Linked DNA regions of Homo sapiens: regions 2 and 3 are each linked to region 1. Evidence: chromatin loops called from intact Hi-C (ENCODE). Cell type or tissue: heart left ventricle. All regions are shown on one strand.

What was found. Peaks named below come from ENCODE experiments on the same cell type or tissue, not always from the same donor. Only the 100,000 strongest peaks of a DNase experiment are listed, where the experiment ranks them.
Region 2: it touches region 1 in a loop (8-fold over the local background); 14 of 110 quality-filtered maps call a loop at or near these places.
Region 3: it touches region 1 in a loop (13-fold over the local background); 58 of 110 quality-filtered maps call a loop at or near these places.

The regions. Positions count from the first base shown.
Region 1 is chr6:25,261,999-25,269,998 of GRCh38, reverse strand. No RefSeq gene overlaps it. Among named protein-coding and RNA genes, the nearest start is that of CARMIL1, 13 kb to the left of the region's middle. In heart left ventricle, a CTCF peak has its summit at 4,130 (motif pointing left); no DNase peak of the experiment used is centred here; H3K27ac peaks cover 970 bases.
Region 2 is chr6:25,939,393-25,947,392 of GRCh38, reverse strand. No RefSeq gene overlaps it. Among named protein-coding and RNA genes, the nearest start is that of SLC17A2, 13 kb to the right of the region's middle. RefSeq lists an enhancer at 1,724-1,783. In heart left ventricle, a CTCF peak has its summit at 4,651 (motif pointing right); no DNase peak of the experiment used is centred here.
Region 3 is chr6:25,551,777-25,559,776 of GRCh38, reverse strand. CARMIL1 (capping protein regulator and myosin 1 linker 1) reads right to left here. Exons shown (of 37, transcript NM_017640.6): 28 at 5,681-5,768; 29 at 2,927-3,076. Among named protein-coding and RNA genes, the nearest start is that of SCGN, 96 kb to the left of the region's middle. In heart left ventricle, CTCF peaks have their summits at 2,962 and 3,162 (motif pointing right); a DNase peak (open chromatin) is centred at 3,156.

The sequences.
Region 1 (8,000 bases):
TGAAATTGGACCCATAACTTTTTAAAATTAGTAAAACTTAATCTGGGTCTTTGCAAAAAAATTTATTAAATTTTATGCAACACTTGGTGGACTGATCAAGACAAAAAGATAGAAGACACAAATGACCAATATTAGGAATGAGAGGGGGACATGATTACAAATATTAAAAGGGATAATATTGGAGATATTATGAAGAACATTATGCCAATAAATTTTACAGGTTAAATGAAACCTACACATCCCTTGAAAGATAAAAATGTCAAAAGTGACTCAAGAAGAAATAGAAAAAATCTGAAAAGCCCTAAATCTACGAAAGACATTTGAATTTCAAAATAAAAACCATCCCATAAAGAAAAGGAAAAACAGTCACATCAATTATCTCTTTACACACACAAACAACCATAAGGCAAAATTCAACATCCATTCAAAATAAAAACTCTCATTAACTAGGATAGAGGAGAATTTCCTCAAATTAATAAATTGAATCTATGGAAAACCTATAAGTAATGTTATATTTACTGGTGGAAGCATTTAGTCCCCCTTATGCTTCCCTCCTTAAATCAGAACCAAGACAAGAGTATCTACTCTTCCTATTTATACTCAATATTATGCTAGAAGTCTTAGCAATACTAATAAGGCAAGAATAAGAAATGAAAGACATAATGGGCAGAAAGGAAGAAAAGCCTGTCTTATTTGAAGATGGCATGACTGTATACATAGAAAATCCTAAGCAGGCCAGGCATGGTGGCTCACGCCTGTAATCCCGGAACTTTGGGAGGCCGAGGAGGGCGGATCACGAGGTCAGGAGATGGAGACCATCCTGGCTAACACGGTGAAACCCCGTCTCTACTAAAAATACAAAAAATTAGCCAGGTGTGGTGGTGGGTACCTGTAGTCCCAGCTACTCGGGAGGCTGAGGCAGGAGAATGGTGTGAACCTGGGAGGCAGAGCTTGCAGTGAGCCAAGATGGCACCACTGCACTCCAGCCTGGGCTACAGAGCAAGACTCCGTCTCAAAAAAAAAAAAAAAAAAATTTGCTGGGCATGGTGGTGTGTGCCTGTAGTCCTAGCTACCTGGGAAGCTAAGATGGAAGACTCACCTGAGTCCAGAAGGTCGAGACTACAGTGAGCCATGATCCCACCACTGTACTCCTGCCTGGGTGACAGAGTGAGATCTTGTCTCAAAAAAATAAATAAAATAAAATAAAGAGAGAGAAACACTCAGCAATAAAACGAAATGAACTAATATTATATATGGCAATATGGATGAATCTCAAAAACATTATGCTAAGAAAAAGAAATCTAGACACAAAAGAGTGTGTACTTGTGGTAACAGGAGGCATACAGTTGTCTAACCTCAGATTCCATGGGGATTCTATTTTTGGAAATCAGAAAAGATAAAATAACTCTCAGAATGATATATATATTACTAGAAATGTTTATTTCTGTAGGTTATTGGGAAGAATCTGCTTTGTACCTCATTCAGGATGTTGACAGAATTTAGTTCCTTGTGATTATGGAACTGAAATCTCTGTTTCCTTGCTGGCTGTCACTCAGGGCCCATTCTCAGCTCCGAGGGCCAGCTTACTTTCCTTGGCATGTGGCCCCTTTCCATTTTCAAAGTGAGCAAAGCTAGAATCTCTCTTGCATCAAACTCCTCTCATGCTTCTAACCTCTTTCACCAGAAAGAGACTTGTCCTTTTTAAGGACTCACCTGGACAGGTCAGGACCACCAAGTATAGTCTCTCTTTCTCTCTCTCTCTCTTTTTTTTTTTTTTTTTTTTTTTGAGACAGGGTCTCACTGTGGTTGCCCAGGCTGGAGTGCGGTGGCACAATATTGGCTCACTGCAGCCTCAACCTCCCAGGCTCAAGTGATTCTCCTGTCTCAGCCTCCTGAGTAGCTGGGATTACAGGTGCACACCACCATGCGTGGCTAACATTTTTGTATTTTTAGTAGAGACAGGGTTTCACTACATTGCTCAGGCTGGTCTCAAACTCCTGGACTCAAGCAATCTGCCTGCCTTGGCTTCCCAGAGTGCGGGATTGCAGGCGTGAGCCACTCACTGCACCTGGCTAGTCTCTCTCTCTCTCTCTCTCTCTCTCTCTCTCTTTATTTATTTATTTATTTATTTATTTATTTAACTTTAAGTACTGGGATACATGTGCAGAACGTGCAGATTTGTTACATAGGTATACAAGTGCCATGGTTGTTTTCTGTACCCATCAACTTGTCATCTAGGCTTTAAGCCCTGCATGCATTAGGTTAATTCTCTCCCTCCCTTTCCTCCTCACCCTAGTCCCTCTTTCTTAAAGTCATCTGTACTACATATAACACAACCTAATAATGAAAGATCCCATCATATTTACAGGTCCCTTCCATGCTCTAGGGGAGGGAATATACCACAATCTGCTACCACAATAAAGTTGGCATAAAACATAGAAAAAATTAAGAGAAATTTCAGCAAATCATTGTATTGTGAATGCTGAATGATGGGCGATACGTGTTTTTGTTTAGTTTTACTAACTTTGTTGTGTATGTGTGTGTGTGTTGTATTTTTAGCATATTGATCAATCACAAAAAGAATACTAAACTACTTTTATTAGTGAATGTACTTATTTTTCACATTTCTTTTCTATTTTTATTAATATCTGTATACTCAGGATTAACCTTTGTTGTTTGCTTCTGTCCTCTGGAACCTGATATCTGGGGCAATTTCAAAAAGTAATTTCTGAAGTGGGGGCAATAAATAAGTCAACCTAAAAAGAGAAAATAGCAGTCTGAGAAATCTTTCCAAATTTTCTGTTTAAAAAATCTGGCCACATAAGAAGTAAAAATAATAATAGCCATCAATGATGCTAAGCCACTGACACATTTCATCAGCATTGCTTATCTCCTATTTTCCCATTGTTCAATGTCGTCACATGAATTGTCATAAAAATGAGATTATTATTGTTCAGTTGCTCATTAGTTCAGGCTGTGGAGATCTCCTAAAAAGGATAACTTGTCTTTTGAGACCTCCCTATTTGTTACTAGAGAAAAGTGTGGGATGTTTTGGATTGCAGATGGAAAGTTTTCCTCTTTAACTGAACTCTTGAGATTGTAGTGAAATCATCCATGTCCTGAAGCATCATAATCGTTCCCATATGGACGAATTCATTCAATAAACAGTTATATTTGCATATATAGATTATCCCTAGAAATAGTTTGTCCCTGTTTTGGGAATCTTTGCTGTTCAAACAGCTCTCAAGGGTATATAAGAGGGTTTTACTCCTCTTACCCACCTCCCCATTACAACTCAGTTCCCTAGTGTTTTCCTCCAAATATTTTTAAGAAGTGAGGTAAGCTGGCTCTGAGGCTTCTAAATTCTGAATTCTGGCTCATTTTAACTGAGTCATTCCGGAGGTCCTAGCCTTGAAACAACTTATCTTTGGTTCCAATAAACAATAAGCTTAAGAAAAAAAGTTAGCTGTCTAATAGCCCCATGATTCCCTTGGCTATCTAGCTAGAAACTCTGTTCGCAAATCTGCTGCATCTTTGATGAATAGGAAATTTACAAATAATTCACAATTATGTTGAGTCAGCGCAGGTAGGGAGTTATCAGACAGTCAAAATACTTTAAAAGTGACCTGTTGGAAAAGTACTAATTTAAAAACCTGCTCAGATTTTTGCTTTCTTTCTAGCGATTACCTTAAGATTGTATTGCACCCTTTGTTATATTTTTAGATATTTAGATTTTCTTTTCCTTTATTGCTGATATTGTTATTGCTCTATGAAGCAATACAACTTTTAGCCATCTGCTTCTCTTCCTCTTTTGGATAATTGACATTTTGTCAAATGGCAAAAAAACAGTATCAACCATACTAAGTAATAACTAGCATTTATTAACCCTTCCTTCATGTTGAAGATAAAGCACTTCAAGTGTTTTATCTCATGTAACTCTCGAGACAACTTAAGAGGTAGGTGCTTTTATTATCTCTAGTATTTAAATAGGGAAGCTTCACTCCAGACGGGTTAGATAACTGTCCCTAAGTCACACATTGACACCACAGAGTAGTTCTGATGATAGGTTGTGGTGCTTCTACACATTCCCAATCTAAAATGCCAGTAAAGAAGTGACTGCTACTGCCATCTGCTGGTAACTAGCAGAGTTGCTAGCTACTTTTGCTCATGCTGCAATTAAAAATCTGTACAAATTAGTGTTTGCAATGAGAGCTCTCTTCTGACACACGTTGGTGTCTCATGATGCCATCTATCATGCTAGTGTTTAGAACAGTCCCTGACACACCGTAAGCACTCAATATTTATGGAATGAACAAATGGAGATCCCAGGAGAGTTTTTGTTGGTAAAACTTCTCAAGTTGTCCTGAAAGAACACAGAAGCTGTCTCCACACAAAGCAGTGATGGTCTTTCTTTCTTTCTTTCTTTCTTTCTTTCTTTCTTTCTTTCTTTCTTTCTTTCTTTCTTTCTTTCTTTCCTTTCTTTCTTTTCTTTCTTTCTTTCTTTCTTTCTTTCTTTCTTTCTTTCTTTCTCTCTCTCTCTCTCTCTCTCTCTCTCTCTCTCTCCTTCCTTCCTTCCTTCCTTCCTTCCTTCCTTCCTTCTTTTTTTCTTGAGATGGAGCTCTGTTTCCCAGGCTGGAGTGAAGTGGTGCGATCTCGGCTCATTGCAACCTCCACCTCCTGGGTTCAAGCAATTCTTCTGTCTCAGCCTCCCGAGTAGCTGGAATTACAGGTGTCTGCCACCACACCTGGCTAAGTTTTGTATTTTTAATAGAGACGGGGTTTCACCATGTTGGGCAGGCTGGTCTCGAACTCCTGACCTCAGGTGATCCGCCCAACTCAGCCTCCCAAAATGTTGGGATTACAGGCATGAGCCACCACGCATGACATATGATGCTGTTTTTCAAGTGTTTACTTCATTCACTGTGCTGCCTCTGCATTTACAATCTCCTTTGAATTTCCTTGTTATAACCTAGTTTATAAGTGGAGTCTCACTCATGTTTAAATCTAACTTTATCAGTTACATCGTATAGGTTTTAGAAGGAATCCTAGTTTCAGAACTGACAGAACTGAAAAATCCTGGCTAGTGTTTCCCAAGCCCTGTTTCAAAAGATGGTGATTTTAAAAAAGTGTTTAATAGACAAATAAGTTTCAGAAGCAGTACATTAGATAAATTTCCCTTGTTTTCTTTCTTTCTTTTTTTTTTTTTTTTCACTGTAGAACTTCTTAGAGTATTGAGGCAGGAGAATGGCGTGAACCTGGGAGGCGGAGCTTGCAGTGAGCCGAGATTGCGCCACTGCACTCCAGCCTGGGCGACAGTGAGACTCCGTCTCAAAAAAAAAAAAAAAAAAAAAAAAAAAAAGAACTTCTCCGAGTATTAGAAATCTTTGAGAAGGGTTATACATAAAACCGTATTTGGCAGCTTGGGCTGCCATAAAAAAATATCATGGGCTAGGGTCTTAAACAAGAAAAATTAATTTTCTTACAGTCTGGAGGCTGGAAGTTCAAGATCAAGGTGCTGACTTGTTAGGTTTCCAGTGAAGGCTCTCTTCCTGGCTTACACATACCTGCCTTCTTGTTTTGTCTTCACAGGGTCTTTTCTTGGAGGATGATATTGGAGAGAGTGAGAGGTGCTCTTCTTATGTCTCTTCTATTAATGACACTAATCCAATTGGATCAGTTCTGCACCCTTATGACCTAATTCAACCTTAAATACTTCCTTAGAGGCCCCATCTCCAAATACAGCCATACAGGAGGTGAAGACTTCAAAATATGAATCTGGGGGGGACACAAACATTCAGTCCACTTACAAATAGGACTTGATCACAGATTCTTTCTCATTTAGCTCCTATTAACATCCTAAAAGACATTAGTGTTTTGTGGAACTCACTTGGAAATTTCCAATATACCAAACTCCAGTTACTACAGATGGAGTCCAGTGAGAATAATTTTCCTAATATCATACAGCTAGTTATTGGCAAAGCTAGAACTCTCATTTTAAGTGTTGTTTTCATGATATCATGCTTGTTCTATTTTATTTCTCCATACGAAAATAAACACTAGTATTGCCTTTGCAGAACTTTACAGTTATAAAGGGGATGTGAACTAACATTTATTGAGTGCTACTATGTGACTTTTCTACCCTCCCCCGTGCTAAATGGGTTAAACATTCCAGAATTTATGACTGTTGCATTTCACATCATGATTTAATAAATGCTTGAATGACAGCCTCTATGGGATGAGTCAGTGAGAGTCTGCCCTGAGAGATACATCTTGCTGATTTTCTATGTGTCAGGCACACAGAAAATGTTTTTTTTTCTTTTTTTTCTGAGACAGAGTCTCACTGTGTTGCTCAGGCTGGAGTGGGGTGGCACTATCTTGGTTCACTGCAATCTCCGCCTCTTGGGTTCAAGCAATTCTCCTGCCTCAGCCTCTCAAGTAGCTGGGACCACAGGCACCAGCCACCACACCTGGCTAATTTTTTGTGTGTTTTTAGTAGAGATGGGGTTTCACTGTGTTGATCAGGCTGGTCTTGAATTCCTGACCTCGTGATCCGCCCGCCTCGGTCTTCCAAAGTGCTCGGATTACAGGCATGAGCCACCGCACCGGGCGGCCTTTTTTCTTTCTTTCTTTCTTTCTTTCTTTCTTTCTTTCTTTCTTTCTTTCTTTCTTTCTTTCTTTCTCTCTCTCTCTCTCTCTCTCTCTCTCTCTCTCTTTCTTTCTTTCTTTCTTCTTTCCTTTCTTTTTTTTTTTTTTTTCTCGCCCAGGCTGGAGTGCAGTGGCCCGATCTCAGCTCACTGCAAGCTCCACCTCCTGCGTTCATGCCATTCTCCTGCCTCAGCCTCCCAAGTAGCTGGGACTACAGGCCCTGTTTGTATTTTTAGTAGACACGAAAGTAGCCAGGATGGTCTGGATCTCGGGACCTCATGATCCGCCCGCCTCGGCCTCCCAAAGTGTTGGGATTACAGGCGTGAGCCACGGCGCCCGGCCGGGTTTTTTTCTTTTTTTTTTTAATTTTAATCTTTTAAAAACCTTTAAACTGACAAATAATAATTGTACATATTCATGGGGGTATATAGTATTGTTTTGAAACATAATGTATGGTGATTAGATCAGGGTAATTAGCATATCCATCATCTGAAACAATGGTCATTTCTTGGGTTGGGAACATTCTGTATCCTCCTCCTCCTCTAGCTATTCGAAACTATGTATTACCTACAGTGGTATAGAACAATAGAACTTATTCCTCCTATCTACCTGTAATTTTGTCCTTTAACAAATCTCTCCCTATCCTGCCCCCGACCCACCCTTCCCATGACCCTCCCCAGCCTCTGGTATCCTCTGTCCTACTTTTTACTTCTATGAGCTCAACATTTTTTTTTTTTTTAGCTTCCACATATGTGTGAGAACATGTGGTGTTTAACTTTCTGTTCCTGGCTTATTTCACTTAACATAACGTCCTCCAGTTCCAGCCGTGCTCACATTGGCCTTTTTTTTATGCTCTAGAAAGTTATATTGTTTTCTGCCACAGACTTCATAATGCTGTGTTCTTTTCTACTCTTCTTTTTTACTTCCCACCTTGTTCTCCTGCACTTCAGATGCACAGAATTGTGTTAACCATAAACTTTGGGTGTTTATATGCCATCATCCTTGATCCATTCACAATACCATTCAATAATATAATAAACATCCAACCCAACAATCAGAATAAGTAACCTATATTTATCTACATGTGCCTTTCTTGTCTCATCCCATTGCATCTCCCTCAAATAATATTTTGATCCTAAATGTTAGATTTATTGTTTGCTTGCTTTTTGTTGTTTTTGCTTGCCTAACCACACACAACACCACACACACACACACACACACACACACACACACACACATCTCTATTGGTTACATGGTTTAATTTTTTTTGTTGTTGTTTGTTTGTTTGTTTTGAGACGGTGTCTCGCTCTGTCACCCAAGCTGGAGTGCAGTGGCGCTATCTTGGCTCACTGCAA
Region 2 (8,000 bases), 680 kb before region 1:
TTTATTCTTGCTACGCTTCCTCCAATCCATTTTGTGCATTTGATGATTTTGCCAGTAACTTCTTTATTTTTCTGGTAAAATTACTTATGGGTCACTGAGGACTGGGATGTTCTTTCTTCTAGAGGGGGTTTGTGTCTGCTTTTGCCAGGAAGCTGGGGTACCACCAGTCAAGTATTACTTTAAACTCAATTCATGAATTGAGACTTTTTTTTTTTTTTTTTTTTTTACGCAGAGTCCTACTCTGTCACCCAGGCTGGAGTGCAGCGGTGTGAACATGGCTCACTGCAGCCTCAACCTACTGAGCTCAAGCAATCCTTCTGCCTCACCATTCTGTATAGCTAGGACTACAGGTGTGTGCCACCATGCCTGACTAATTTTTTAAATATTTTTTTTAGAGATGGGGCTCACTTTGTTGCCCAGGCCAGTCTCGAGCTCCTGGGCTCAAGTGATCCTCCCACCTTGGTCTCCCAAAGTGCTGGGGTTACAGGCATGAGCCTCTGTGGCTAGCCAAGACTTTTTATTTTTTAGCCTAAATGTGTATAAAAGTTGGCTTGTGGTTACAACTTATCAGGATTGATGATCTCTCTCTCTCTCTCTCTCTCTCTCTGTCTCTCCCCACCTCTCTCACATCCCTTGCTCTGCTGAGAAGCAGAGCAAACATTCTAGCAGTTTCCAGAGAGTAGGATGGGATTACTTCTAGTTTACTTTTATCATCCTTTGGGATCGCAGTATTACTGGGAGAACACAAGTATCTCTTATTAGACATACCACCTTTGTAGAATCTGGACTTTCATTTTAGACTTTATTTGTTTTCTACTATAAGCAATTTAAGTTACAGATCTCTCTACACACTGTTTAAGTTGCATCCCATGAATTTTGATGTGCTTTATTGTCATTATTATATAGTACAATGTATTTTGTAATTTTTTGTGATTTGTTTGGAGAGATTGATTAATTAGAATGATGTTTAATTTCCAAATATGTGTGTTTTTTTCTACATTTCTTATTTTTATTGATTTCAAATTTATTTCTACTGTAGTCAGATTTAATAATTCATTTATTTTTATTATTTTCATTTTTTTAGAGACAGGGCCTTTCTGTGTTGCCCAGGTTTGTCCCAAACTCCTAGTCCCAAGCAGTTCTCCTGCCTCAGCCACCCAAAGTGCTGGGATTATAGGCACGAGCCACCCGTGCACAACCAACAATTCATTTAAAAAGTGGGCAAGTGAACTGAACAGACATTTCTCAAAAGAAGGCATACAATTGGCCAACAAATATATGAAAGAATGCTCAACATCACTGTATTAGTCTGTTTTCATGCTGCTAATAAAGACTTAACCTGAGACTGGGGAATTTACAAGAGAAAGAGGTTTAATGGACTTACAGTTCCACATGGCTGGAGAGATCTCACAATCATGGTGGAAGGCAAGGAGGAGCAAGTCACATCTTACATGGATGGCAGCAGGCAAAGAGAGAGCTTGTGCAGGGAAACTCCCGTTTTTAAAACCATCAGATCTCGTGAGACTCATTCACTATCATAAGAACAGCATAGGAAAGACCCGGCCCATAATTCAGTCACCTCCCACTGGGTTCCTCCCAGGACACATGGGAATTGTGGGAGTTACAATTCAAGATGAGATTTGGGTAGGGACACAGCCAAACCATATAAATAACTAATCATCAGGGAAATGCAAATCAAAACCACAATAAGGTATCATCTCACCCCAGTTAGAATGGCTATTGTCAAAAAAACAAAAAATAACAAATGCTGGTGAGGATGTACAGAAGAGGGGACTCTTATGTCCCACTGGTGGAAATGTCAATTAGCATAGCCATTATGCAAAATAGTATGGAAGTGAGGTAGGTTACATAGGGTGGTCACAGCCTCCCTTGAAAGGAAACAAGAAACTTGTCAAATTGATGGAGAGAACAAATCTCTTGACATTACACAAACTGCATCTGGGGCTAGTGGTTAGAATATCCTCAGTCAAGGAGGTAGAAGAGCAGGAGGGAAAATCCCTAAGTTCGTGCAAGTGCAGAAACCCACAAGCTGTGTTCTCAGGTTGACATATACTCATTTTAATAGTAAGAAACACACCCTTGGGTAGAGAATTAAAATGCTAATAATACATGTGATGTATGTACTAGCGTGTATGGCAATATTGCATGCACATTCAAGAGACCACCCAAAACATATTTAACAACAATGCCCATTCCCACCCCCTCATGGATAATCACGTAGGACTCCCATAACGGGAGTTTCTTCAGTGTCAATTGGTGCTGAAGTAGCCGACCCTGACTCTGCTATCAGCGTGTACTTTCACCTTGCAATAAACTCCTTTGCCTACTTTTACTTTGGACTGGCTTTCAAATTCTTTTGTGCAGGGAATTCAAGAATCTGAACCAGCCTACTGACAACAGAGGTTTCTCAGAAACCTAAAAATAGATCTACCAGATGAGGCTGAAAATCTGCTACTGGCTATTTATCCAAAGGGAAGGAAATCAGTATACAAAGAGACACCTACATCCCCATGTTTATTGCGTCACTCTTCACAAGAGCTGATATATAGAGTCAACCCTAAATGTTCATTAACAGACAAATGGATAGAAAATGTGGCATATATACACAATGAAATACTATTTGGCCATGAGAAGAATGCAATCTTGTCATTTGTGGCAACGTAGATGAAACTGGAGAACATTATGTTAAGTAAGATAAGCTAGGATTGGAAAGATAAATACTACATGTTATCACTCATATGTGAAAGTAGAGAAAAATTTTTAGCTCATGGATTTAGAGAACAGAACTGTGGGTACCGGAAGCTGGGAAGGGTAGCAAGGAGGGGAGGATAGGGAGAGGTTGGTTAATGGTGACAAAATTACAGCTAGATTGTAGAAATGAGTTCCGGTGTTCTGCACCATTGTAGGGTGCATATGGTTAACTCTCATTTATTGTATATTTTCAAAAAGCTAGAAAAGAATTTTGAATACTCACAACAAAATAAATGATAAATGTTTAAGGTGATGGATATACTAATTACTCTGATTTGATTATTACACATTGTGTACACATATAAAAATATCACTCTTTATCCCGTATATATGTACAGTTATTATATGTCAACTAAAAATAAAAGAAAAAAAGAATATGATCTATCATGATGTATATATCATGTGTACTTGAGCAAAATGTGCATGCAGATATTGTGTATAATGTTCTATAAATCAATTAGCTCAAGATAATAGATAGGATTGTTCAGATCTTCTGTGTCTTTACTGATATTTTGTCTAGTTATTGCATCATTACCAAAAAAAGGGTGTTAAACTCTCCAAATGTGATTGTAGAATTGTCTATTTTGTCTTTTCTTTTCCATTTTTACTTTATGTATTTTGAAACTCTGTTATGACATTTTGCTATGTATTTTAAAACTTCGTTATGTATTTTGAAACTCTGTTGTTAGAATCATACATTTATGATTATTATGTTTTCTTGATGAAATGACACTTTTCTATTGTCATTGTTTTTGTTTTTTCTGAAATGGAGTCTCACTCTGTTGCCCAGGCTGGAGTACAGTGGCACAATCTTGGTTCACTGCAACCTCCACCTCCTGGGTTCAAGCGAGTCTCCTGACTCAGCCTCCAAGTAGCTGGGATTACAGGCATGTGCCAGCATGCCAAACTAATTTTGTATTTTTATTAGAGACAGAGTTTCACCACGTTGGCCAGGCTGGTCTCGAACCTCTGACCTCAGGTGATCCGCCCACCTCGGCATTTTTATTTTATTTTATTTTTTTGAGACAGAGTCTCACTCTGTCACCCAGGGTAGAATGCGGTGGTGTGATCTTGGCTCACTGCAACCTCCGCCTCCTGGGTTCAAGCAATTCCCATGCCTCAGCCTCCCGAGTAGCTGGGATTACAGGCACATACCACCATGACTGGCTAATTTTTGTATTTTTAGTAGAGATGGGGTTTTTCTATGTTGGCCAGGCTGGCAACTGACTCCTTTAACAATACAAAATATCACTCTGTCTCTGGTAACACTCTCTGTCTTAAACTCTATTTTAGCTGTTATTATTATAGCCATTTTAGTCTTTTTATGCTTTCTGTTTGCATAGTGTATATATTTTAATATGTTTATTCTCAAGTTATCTGTGTTTTTATATTTAAGATGTTTCTCTTCTAGCCAACGTGTTTGGTTCTTGCATTTTTAAGTCGATTCTAACAATCTTTGCCTTTCAATTGAAATATTTACACCATTAACATCTAACATTAACATTTATTTTTCTTTCCACAGTACACTGGCTAGCATCTCCCATATAATATTGAACATAAAGTGTGATAACTGACATCCTTATTTCATTCCTACTCTGAGTGGAAAGGGCAGGGGTGGAGAAAGCATTCAACAATTTGCCATAATTATAATGCTTTTTGTTACACTGTTTTCTTCTGCATTAAAAAATATCATTACATTTTGCATGAATTATTAGGAGAAAATATTTTCCAATTTTCCTGGAAAATGCCATAACCACGTCTCTCAATTTTGTTTCCATCTTTCTTCCACATTTTACATAACCTACATAAGAGACACATTATCAAGTATATTTTACATGGCTTCTCAGTGTCTTCTCTGTCTGCTAACAGGTTTACCAAGAGATGGCACTCTTGTATTTCTGGTGGCTATGTCCATATCGTTTTGCCTTTAAGACAGCGTAACTACTTCTTTCACCAGTATTAAAGACATGTACATTTGATCTGGTTCTTGTGGATGATTTTAAATGACTCAAGCTAATAATCCTAATTTTACCTAAACACTCCATTATTTTAAAATGTATTCCTTTATGCCCACAATAAACATTTATTGACATTAGGCTGGACATTAGGCTTCTCTATGGCAGACATTAGGCTGGACCCTAGCCATATATCTATTGAGGGAAAAAAAATTATTTTCTATATAAGTTTCCAGAAAGCCAAGATGTGTTTTAAAAACAAAACAAAACATTACATTCTAAATGCTGTAACAAGATAAGAAAAAGTGTTGAGGCTGAGAGAAGAACAAAGCAGCAAGCAACTCCTGGAAGGACCACTGCTGCAGAGGTAATAACTGGTGAACCATGTTTTGGAGAAGGAAAAGGTCACCAAGAGAAGGAGGGGGTCCAGGGTGTTCAGAAAGATTGCATGCATAAAGATCAAGGGTAATAAAAAAAATTCCGTATTATGTAAATGTGAAGTTCCAGGACCATGAGCTTGGAGAGCATGAAGTACAGGAGGAGGGTTGGTTTCAAATAAATCTGGGAATGAAACAGTGAAGCCTCTGGCAGAACTCACATCTCTTTCCTCCCCTCTTCCTTGCACATTCCCTTTATGGAGTAATTGCAGGGATGGGAAAAGTTCAAAACCACCACTGAGCCTAGGAAGTGCTAGGGTAAAGTGGAGAATGAACCTGCGTGATTTGCTCATCCTAAACTAGGTTCTTCTAGGAGAGCCCTTCCCCATAAAATCTGCCCTCCTCGAAGGGGCCCAGACAGCCTAAGCTCACCTCCCAAAGACCCCTTACTTGCTGACTGAATCTGATTCCACCCAGACATGGCCTAAAACCCTTCCATAACTCTATAGCCAAATTCAATTTTAGACAGGCCTCATACCAACCTTTCTTCCTCTAAGTCTGCCACCCTAGGCAATTCTCAACATTCTCTACACACTTTGGGGCCATAGACGTGCTACCAAGTCTCCAGACCTAGACCTGATGGAGCAGTGCTGTAATGAGACGACCACTGGCCTTTGAACCAGACCCTTCTCTGTGGCTCCTATGCATCTCCAACCTGTTTTGAGCACTGCTGCCAAGACATCTTTGGCACTTTGTTGTGAAGTTTTAAAACTGAACTAATCTACAAAACACCTAACCTTTAAAAATTCATTGTCATTTCATATCATGAAAGATAAAGAAAGGCCAGGAAACTGTTCCAGGTTAATAGAGACTAAAGAGATAGCAACCAAATGCAATTTGTGATCCTGGATTGAGGGGAAAAAGTGTTGTCAGAGACATGATTGGGACAGCTGGTAAAATTTGAATTTGAATTTAAAGATAAAGTATTGAGTAATATAGGAAGATGATTATCTGCAACTTTCAAATGTTTCAGTAAGTATATATATATATAAAGAGATATAAAGACATATAAATAAATGGATAGGTAGAGAAAAAGCAAATGTATAATATTAACAATCTAGGTAAAAAGTATATGAGTGTTCTTTGTACTGTTTTTCTGATTTTTCTATATGTTTGAAATCATTTTAAAATAAGAAGGTTTTTGGGTTTTTTTTGTTTGTTTTTTGTTTTTAGAGACAGCATCTTATTCTGTCACCAGGCTGTAGCTCAGTGGCCCAATCATTGCTCACTGCAGCCTCAACTTCCTGGGCTCCAGTAATTCCCCCTACCTCAGGCTCATGAGTAGCTGGTACTTCAGGTGTGCACCACTGCACTCAGCTAATTTTTATTTTTTAAATTTTTGTAGAGATGGCATGTTGCTATGTCACCCAGGCTAGTCTCAAACTCCTGCCCCCAAGTGATCCTCCCACTTTGGCCTCCCAAAGTGCTAGAATTATAGGCATGAGCCACTGCACCCAGCCCCAAATAAAAAAGTATTTTATTTTAATTAACTAATTAACTTTGAGTCAGAGTTTCACCCTTGTCACCCAGGCTGGAGTGCAATGGCATGATGTTGGCTCACTGCAAACTCTGCCTCCTGTGTTTAAGCGATTCTCTTGCCTCAGACTCCTGAGTAGCTGAGATTACAGGTGCCTGCCACCATGCCCAGCTAATTTTTATATTTTTAGTAGAGACGGGGTTTCAGCATGTTGGTCAAGCTTGTCTCAAACTCCTGACCTCAGGTGATCCACCCACCTCCGCCTCCGAAAGTGTTGATGAGCCACCACACCCGGTCTAAAAAGTATTTTAAAACCACAGTCCCACTCTACCTTGTCCTACACTACCAGGGGCTAGGATCACCCCATGTCTTCTAGGCTATGAGATAGAGGAATCCAAGGAAGAAGATAAGCTACTTGGTTCCTCTATAGGGTCTTGTGTGTGCTCTCATGTGCTCTCTCTCTCTCTCTCTCTCTCACACACACACACACACACACACACACACACATGAATACCAGAGCTATCACTTTCCCAGTCTAGTACTCATCTCATCCCAAGGGTTTTGTGTTGTAGTGGTTTGCTCATTTCTTTGTTTTGTTTGTTTGCTTGGATTATTCTTTTTCTCTTTTTGCAGCTGAAGGGAGAATTTCCAGGCCAGCCCTTTGGCCATTAGAGTTACAGTGCCTCTATTCAGGCTTCATAGAGAGACCTGGGATTCAGTAGTGGGGGGCTTTTATCCAGTTCAAAATAATGCATTCTCACCAAGATGTACTTTGAAATAAAACAATACTAAAACACAAAATTTTATTTATGCTGAACATTGAATCACTTTTTTCTGTATTTTGTGTAGAAAGTTATACACACACAAACACATTTGCTCCTGCTTTGTTTATTGGCCCAGGGGTATGTTTGGTAATACTTCATCAGGCATGAGTAGTACGTCTTGGAAGGTGTGGTCTAAAGCCTAGACTCCTATCTGCTTCCTTCAGCATTCTCCAGTGTATCTGTCATCTGTCTACCTTAGGATAGGGGTCTCCAGAACTTCCATTCACATTTAGAAGAGGGCAGCGGCTTTCTATGGAAAATATGAACTCTCATTCATCTCTATTCCTTCTTCTAGCTATGGTCCAGCTCAGCTGTTTGGAATAAAGTATCTATATGAAGTCTGCGAATGGTTCTCAGACTGGTTGAACATTAGAATCACCTGAGTACCTTCTAAAATTCTTATTACCCAGGGCATATCTCAGAATGAGTACCGCAGGGTAGGGATAGGATTAGGGATCATGATCTCTGGAGTCTGGTTTAGGCACTAGTGCTGTTTAAAACTACGTTCATGAGGTGGAGGTTGCAGTGAGCCGAG
Region 3 (8,000 bases), 290 kb before region 1:
GGTTTAGTAGCTATGAACATCCTGCACAAAAAATGCCAGGATCTGTGAACAAACTTAAATCTGTGAATAGCAGGTTGGTGATGTGTCAAAGTTCCTTTGGAATTCATAGGGAAAGTTTCACCGTTCTTTGGGCTATAAACAAACATTTTTGGTAATAGTAAAATTACAACATCTCCCAAAGCAATCAAATTCAACAGTGCTGTAAGCTCCATCTGTGGCACAAATTCTACCCACCAGGGGTTTTTAATTCCATGAGGGAAAGGTTGCGTGCATGTACTTATGTACTTGCCCTTCTGATAGTTTTCTACACAACAGTTAATCTTGAGTCCTAACTTTCCGGATCACTTAAGATAGAAATGCTGCCAAGGAAAATGCATACACTCATTTAGAAAACCATCACGAATTAAATGCACCTCCCTTTGAAATATGGACTGCAAACTTTTTTCCCCCAATGGCATCGTATGAGGGTCACAGCTTGAAATATCTGGTAATAGATGTCAATAACAAACAATAATGGTTTGCTACTTTGATTATGAAAGGAGGCATTAAAAGAGCAATCTATTGCTCTACTCCTTCCAAATTAGCTATGAGTTTGTACCAGCTCAGAAAATCGATTTCCTTTAGGAGAGGGATCCTTGCACTTCGGGCAGCTGCTGCCATGTGAAAGGTTCTATCTTTGGGTGGCTTGGAATTGATGGTTAGGCTGAAAGTATACACGAAATTATTATCAATAGTATAAAATCCCGACTTGCACTTTTTACACACACAAAAATATGCTTTTTCATTACACTAACAGCAAATTTAACTCTGGTTTTCTACTACTTAACAACTTATTAGCCTAGTTAGAACAATGAATGAAGACAATATTTATTAGAACAAAAGCTGCTTTCATGACTTAAAAACTCATGCCTACCTATATATTCTTTTTTTGATGAAGAGCTCTTGTGTTTCTCTGTCACTCCCTCAACACCCAGGGCCCTGCTCCTCACCCTAGGACTCAACACAGGCTCATCTCAGGAATGGCCCTCCCTGCTTACCTCCTTGGCCCTTTAAACCAGATAAAGTCTACCCTCCTAACGTGGCTTGTCCTGAGAGTTGAATTCAAAGAGATCTACATCTACTCCTGCCTCTTTAGGCATCATGGCAACATGAATGTTTTTACAATGGATGCTGACTCACAGGGGCTGTGCCTGCTGCAGGCCTGTCCCTTAAGTTCTGAGGGTGGTCTTCCAACTGCATTTTTTAAAATTATTCCTTTCCTCCACCCTCAACTCACTCACTTAAAACAAACAAACAACCTTTTTCTTCCTTTCACAAAACTAAACCAAATTAAACAAACAAAAAAACTTACTTCCAAACAAAGTTTACACAGTTTAAAACCAACGTTACAGTAGGTGAGCCAGTCTTTCATAACCAACTTTTCCTCATTCCAAACCACATCATCTATAAACCTAATAAAATACATTTTACTAGCTTGTTTTTTCCTTCACCCTTTTCCAATTTACACATGACCAAATAAATCTGGTAGGAAACGTGGTATGTGGAGTTGATTTCAAATTTTTAATTCAAATCTATTTCTTATTATTTGTTTTCTTTTAGGGCTAGTCTAAGAGCTTTCCAGAACAATTATCCTATAACATAGTGTCCAACTTCTAATGCCTCAAAAGGCAAACAAACTCAAAATACTTATGAAATATAAATGTTATAATAAGATGGACAACCAAGTTTTTAAAAACTTGACAATTTCCTCCACCCAGATTAAATATATGTGCAGGTTTATATAATTATATAGAAAACTGTTTTTCAGCCTTATTTAGTGATATTAGAATGTTGCTTACAATCTTGGATTATACATTAGGCTTTCTTTGCTGTTCTCCTTGTATAGGACAGGACTTTACATAGAGAACCCTCAAATATTTTATTCACAGACTTTAAAACATGATAACAGTGGTTTATAAATAAGTAAACTTCTTAACACACTACATTCCCTCCTAGGTTAGAAAAGTAATATCGGCCATATCAGATCCTTGGTGTTCAAAGTTAAAACAAGTACTATTTCTTAACAATGGCTTCATCTAAAAATTACTAAAATCACAAGCTAATGTAGAAACATTTGGACATATAAGTAACCAAAACCTAGTCTTACCACCACCACCTCAGATTATAAGGAATTATTAAAAAGTAAACATTTTGTAAGACATAAACATATTGAATACAGAGGATGATATAGACACAAACAATTGTTTCATGGTAAAGTGAGAAGTAGCTATGCTGATTAATATAAATTTTAAAATAATGAAATAGGATTCAGATAAAATTTTCCTTAGAGTGAAAAGGTATTAACAACCTAAATACTCTAGTTATAGGGCCAGATGGATATGCTACATGAAATTTAGAAAATGGATAAGAAATTAAGACCTACAGTTAGGTAAACATTATAGTGTGCATTCCATCTTCTAAAGCACATCAAATCAGGTTAACGAAACAGAATCTCATCTAAACAGGAAGCCCAAATTTAAGGGTTTGTCAAAAAGTTGTGTAACAAAAGAAAACAGGTAAGACCAAGAAAGAGTCACCCTATATATATTTTTTATTTGAAAAAGTCTTTCTCCACATTTTTAATGGCTTATTTATAATTTTATTTGAAGATATTTTCCTGTCACAAAAACCTTTAAGAGTTACCTAATCTATTTCTCCTAATTAGGAATTTTCCCACTATGGCTACAGGGCCTTAGAAGGGGGCTGAAGCTTCAGCTTTATTCACTTCATTAGCGGCCTCTTTAGGACTTTTCTGAAAGAATTGTCTGAGGGTGGGGACAGTGTTTTGTTTGGTCTGATTTCAAAAGGTGAGATTTAAAAAAAAAAAAAAAAACAATGGCACAGTCCAGTGAAAAGGGTAACGGTACCACCAGAGGATGTGTCTTACCATACAGGTATCCAGATCTTCCAAACGCTCTATCTCTGTTAGCTCCTCCACTGTGATGATGGAACGTTTAACTGGCTTCTCCTCAGCCAGCTCGATCTCTAAGGATTCTTGTTGAGGAAGGGTCTTGCCACGTCTGCTGAAATGGTCAGCCTAGAAGGTCAAGACGTGTACGAGGAGAAATTAAAGTACAGAGAAAGTGCTGGTTAGCAGGATTCCTGAAGACGTCTTCCACAAGATGGCGCAGTGGAGCACAAAGCTGACGAGTGACAAGGACAATTCTTAATACATTCACAGTACAGTAACTTACCTCCTTTTATTATCTTTCTTTGGAGGACAGAGTGTTTTAAGCAATAAGTTATAAATCTCTTAGTAAATGAAGAGACAACATAGTAGTGTTCTTTTTATTAATTTTATTTGATAATTCCTCTGAAGAAATTTCCTTCTATACTAAAAAGTATCTGAGAGTAATAAAACAATTCCAACTTTCATTATTTTTAAAGGACTGAAAAGAAGGAAATTACTAGCAAAATTTTAATTCCTGCTCGCTTTCATTGTTTTCATATAATGAATACCATATTTGATATGATTTCTTAATTTCCAGTGTTATACTTTAGGTAAACATAAAAAATTAAATAAGAGGTAGAATAAGCTTGGCTGAAATTAACAAACTTCAGTGCTGAGCTGATCTGACACCAGGAACTTTGATTTAATTCTTCTGAAACAATGAAAACCAGTTGGCAAGTCCACGGAAACTTTGAGAACGTTTACAAACTTAAGTTGGTGAAAATGGTATCTGAAAGTCATTGAAACCAAGGTTTCATTTTGAAGACAGTATTTCCTTCATATGAGACTTAATCTCTTTCCTTATAATCTAAATCAGCAGTATTAATGTTAAAATGAAGTTCAAACCAAAAGTGCATTCAGCAAATTTTTTCGCAATTAAAAAAATCAATACTTTCTGAGTAAATTCTTTAAGAAAAAACAAATGCAAAAAAGTGAAAAATTCAAACTTTCAGTGTAGTTCTCACATGAAGATTTCTGTTAGTATAATATGTACTATTTGTGTCATAAGTAAGCATTTTAAGGCCATTCCTGGAGCCATGGGTTATCAATAAACTGTTTCTAAAATAAGTTTATTTTAAAAGGATGCTCTAGGCCAGGTGCAGTGGCTTATACCTGTAATCCCAGCACTTTGGGAGGCTGAGGCAGGTGGATCACTTGAGGTCAGGAGACTGAGAAAGGATTTCACATGGTGAAACCTCATCTCTACTTAAAATACAAAAATTAGCCAGGTGTGGTGGCACACACCTGTAATCCCAGCTACTCGGGAGGCTGAGTCAGGAGAATCACTTGAACCTAGGGGCAGAGGTTGCAGTGAGCCAAGATCGCACCACTGCACTCTGGCCTGAGTGACAGAGCAAGACTCCATCCTGAATGAATGAATGAATGAATGAATGAATGAATGAATACTCTATTGCTTTTGTTTGTACTTATTTAAAAAAAGGCTGAATCAGGAGCTCTAAACAATCATGTAGCTCTTTACTGTGCCAGGAAATAGAAAACAGTGTTTCTTACATTCAATGTGGTGATAAACTGGTTTTTTATATTTCCAATTTAGCACAAACCAATACACTGTTAAAATACAATAAAAAAGAAAAATCAGAAAGATAACATGTGTTTGGATACTCTATCTTTTTTGGTGCTACAATGAAAAACTATATTTTTTCATATGCACTGATATTGGAAGCTCAAGAAGTTTCTGGATGCTTCCTCTGGGGAACCATCCATTAGTGGGCCACCTCTGGTCCACAGGCAGCATTTGAATTGTGCTATTAGAGATATCTGTCTTGTCTTTCAGATTTTGGAAGACAGTCTTACACGTTTTTCTCAAATGAATTTTTCAAAAACATGCATTTTGTCTGTTTCACGCAGAAGAAGCTATTGCTGCTCCTCTCATTTTAGGATTCTCTAGGGTCACCCAACAATTCAATGCCATAAAACTGGTATCTCCATCCCGCACAGTTAAGAAAACATTGAAGAATTATTTTTCTTGAAGGAAACATTGCTATAACTTTCCTGGGAGACTTCCACTGCATCATATTGAGGCATTAGATATAACCAGTTATAAAAGCTTCATCTGTACCTCAGAGAACTTCCTGAAGTTTGCGCAACATTGAGTTTCTGATACATTTTTTCATATGCACTGATATTGGAAGTAAAATCCCCTACCTTGAGGCAGAACCAGTCTCTAGATGAAGAAATTTTTTTTTTACCTTGGTTATATCCAAGGCACCTGTGGGGCAGTCAGCAGCTATCCATTACTAAATTATGCCCATTTTGTTCTTGCACTTTCTTTATTCAAATATTTTTATTTTCTCCCATGTTTTTAGAATAGTCCATTATCAAATAATCATATCAACAACAAAATGAGCAAAGATAAATTAAAATGTTAATTTCAGACTTCAGTCTCAACATTTCTTCCCCAAGCTTTTGACCTTTATAATAAATGAACAATAAGATTTCTGGATACAATCAGTTCTGCTTTCCCTTATCATTCCCTCTGGAGAAGTTCTAACATGCTCCAGAATGGCTAGAAGCAACATAGAAGAGAAAGGAGGAAAACCAAGATCACAAACCATAAAGCTGTAATAGTGTGAAATACAGAAAAGAAATCACATCCCCACACCGGAAGTCATCCTGCATCACAGCAGAGCTGAAACAGGAGGTCCTGCTCAAGATGTGCACAGCACTCACCAGTTTATGATGGCAATGTGAGAGTGCATCCAGGATTTCATCCACAATTCTATCAGACAGGAACGAGGCCACTGTCAATTTTACTTCACTGTGTGAAAATCAAAAGGACAGAGTACCATTTTAATTTGTGCAAGAGGGGAAAATGATCCACCCTTGCTGCTATAGTGATAAGGTCAACTGTGATTCCATTTCTGTCTTTGAAAGTGGAATATAAGAATGTGTGAACAGGACTAAGGATTTCCAAAAATAAACCTTAAACACTGCCATAAACACACAAGTAATAGACTTTCTTTACCAATTTCAACCTGCCTCTGCAATTTCAAAACTCAAGATTTAATGGTAGAAATGAAAAACGTCTGGATAAAGACAAAGTTAATGGGAACCATATGTACCATGTGGTGAGGAACAATTCATCCATTGACATAAAGGAAAACAAACCTGGGCTGGAGTAAATTAAGAAAGTCTAGCCTGGTTGTTAAGTCTTAGTTACTGCTTTAGTATGCGTATCACTCACCCTTTTAAAAAACTTTTCACCAATCAAATGATACCATAACTGCGTCTGCTTTGACTGACCATCTTACTTTGACTATTTACAAAATCACCTGCCCCTATCTTTTATGAAGAGAGGTTACTAAAATTTGCAGTTCTGGTGCCTGTTGCCTGACCTCAGAGAGTTGTCCACACAGCAAAAAGTGGCTTGTTGTTTTTACTAATAAACAGACCCAGCCACTAAGATTCTGTCAGATGGCTGGTATTTTTGTTTGCATTTTTGCAAATTTGGTATTCCCAAGAATTCCACTTTCATGTGTGTTCTCGGTCTGAATATCTTAATGGATATATGTACAAATGTACATTAAGCACAATACATTTAAAGGTAAATACGTGAGAGAAATACATACCTATATTCCAATATTGTCGCATAAGCTAACGTTGAAAATATATTCATGTAACATGGAAAAAATCTTGCTAACCTAAAGGCAATAATTTGCATGGAGATTTCTCTGCCTGGGGAGATTTCTGAATAGAAGTACTAGTTTTTTACTTAGAGTAAAAATTATCTTAAGCTAAAGATAAAAAAATACATTTAATTTCTGCCCATGAAACAAGGTATCACTATCTATTTGCTTTATCTGATACTTTACTATTCCCCAGAGGTGTCTACTGATAAGATTCACCCAGGTCTCATATTAAAAATACAGGTTATTGGGTCCCACCCCAAACTTTCAGAGGGACCTGAAAATCTAATTTTAAGTACTTCCTCTGATTCTTTTTAGGCATGTTTAGAAATTATACTTCCTCATAAAACTATAGGTTCAATAGTTTCTCTTTCTCTCCTTCTCTCTGAAAGTGGGGAGGAGTGGTTCATCTATTTCAAATTGTAGCACCAAAAAAAGATAGAGTCTTAAAAACGCAATTATTTTTTAATATCTCAGGATCATTCTATCATTTTGCTACCGGATACTATGCTTCCTTCCTGGTTAAGCTTCCAGTTTGCAAAGGTTTTAGAGGAAAACAGTCAACTTAACCTGCCCATGCAAATGTGCATATTATATGAATGTATACATACATGCATGTGTAGGTGTAAATATTTTCATTCTATCAATGTTCAGTATAATGCATTATAAAAAGCCAAGTATGGAGTTAATGGACATAAAATTGATTCATTGATGTGTATTCTATACTGCTGTTCAACTTTCAGAATTTGCCCATTTTCAAAGGAAATGATCATATTTGACAGAATTTGATACTCAAAGCTATCAAAATATGATCTATTTGTGGCTGAAACCACTATTATGAAAGAATAGTGGCCAATACATTATTTTCTCCTTAATGTTTAGGCATCTCCAACAAAAAAATTCTCAAACCACAGGTTATAAGAATAAGTAAGCACACCTAGTGAAGGGCTAGAGTTTATAAAGTCACTAATCTATGGGGTCCTATAAACCCTCTAGAAGTCTTCTCTAAAATTTCTCAAGTCCTTCCAATTGCCTTACAATTCAGCTGAGTAGGATTTAGGGGCTTCAGTAAAACAAAACAAACAAACAAACAAACAAAAAAGACCTGAGATTATTCAGTTACTGCAGAATTTCTAAATCCTCAAAGTTCTATAATCTGGATTTAGAGTCATCAGCCTTTGATATCTAGTTAACGATAATATAATTTGGGGCTCATTTTGTTTTTCGCTCGTTTTTCTCATGGATTGTCATTTAGCTGTATCATTGTGTGTTAGCACCGCCCCCAGCTCTATAGACAGGAGCTATTATTTCTGCTACATCTAAATATCTTTATCAATATTCAAAAATGGTTAAAATGGAAAATT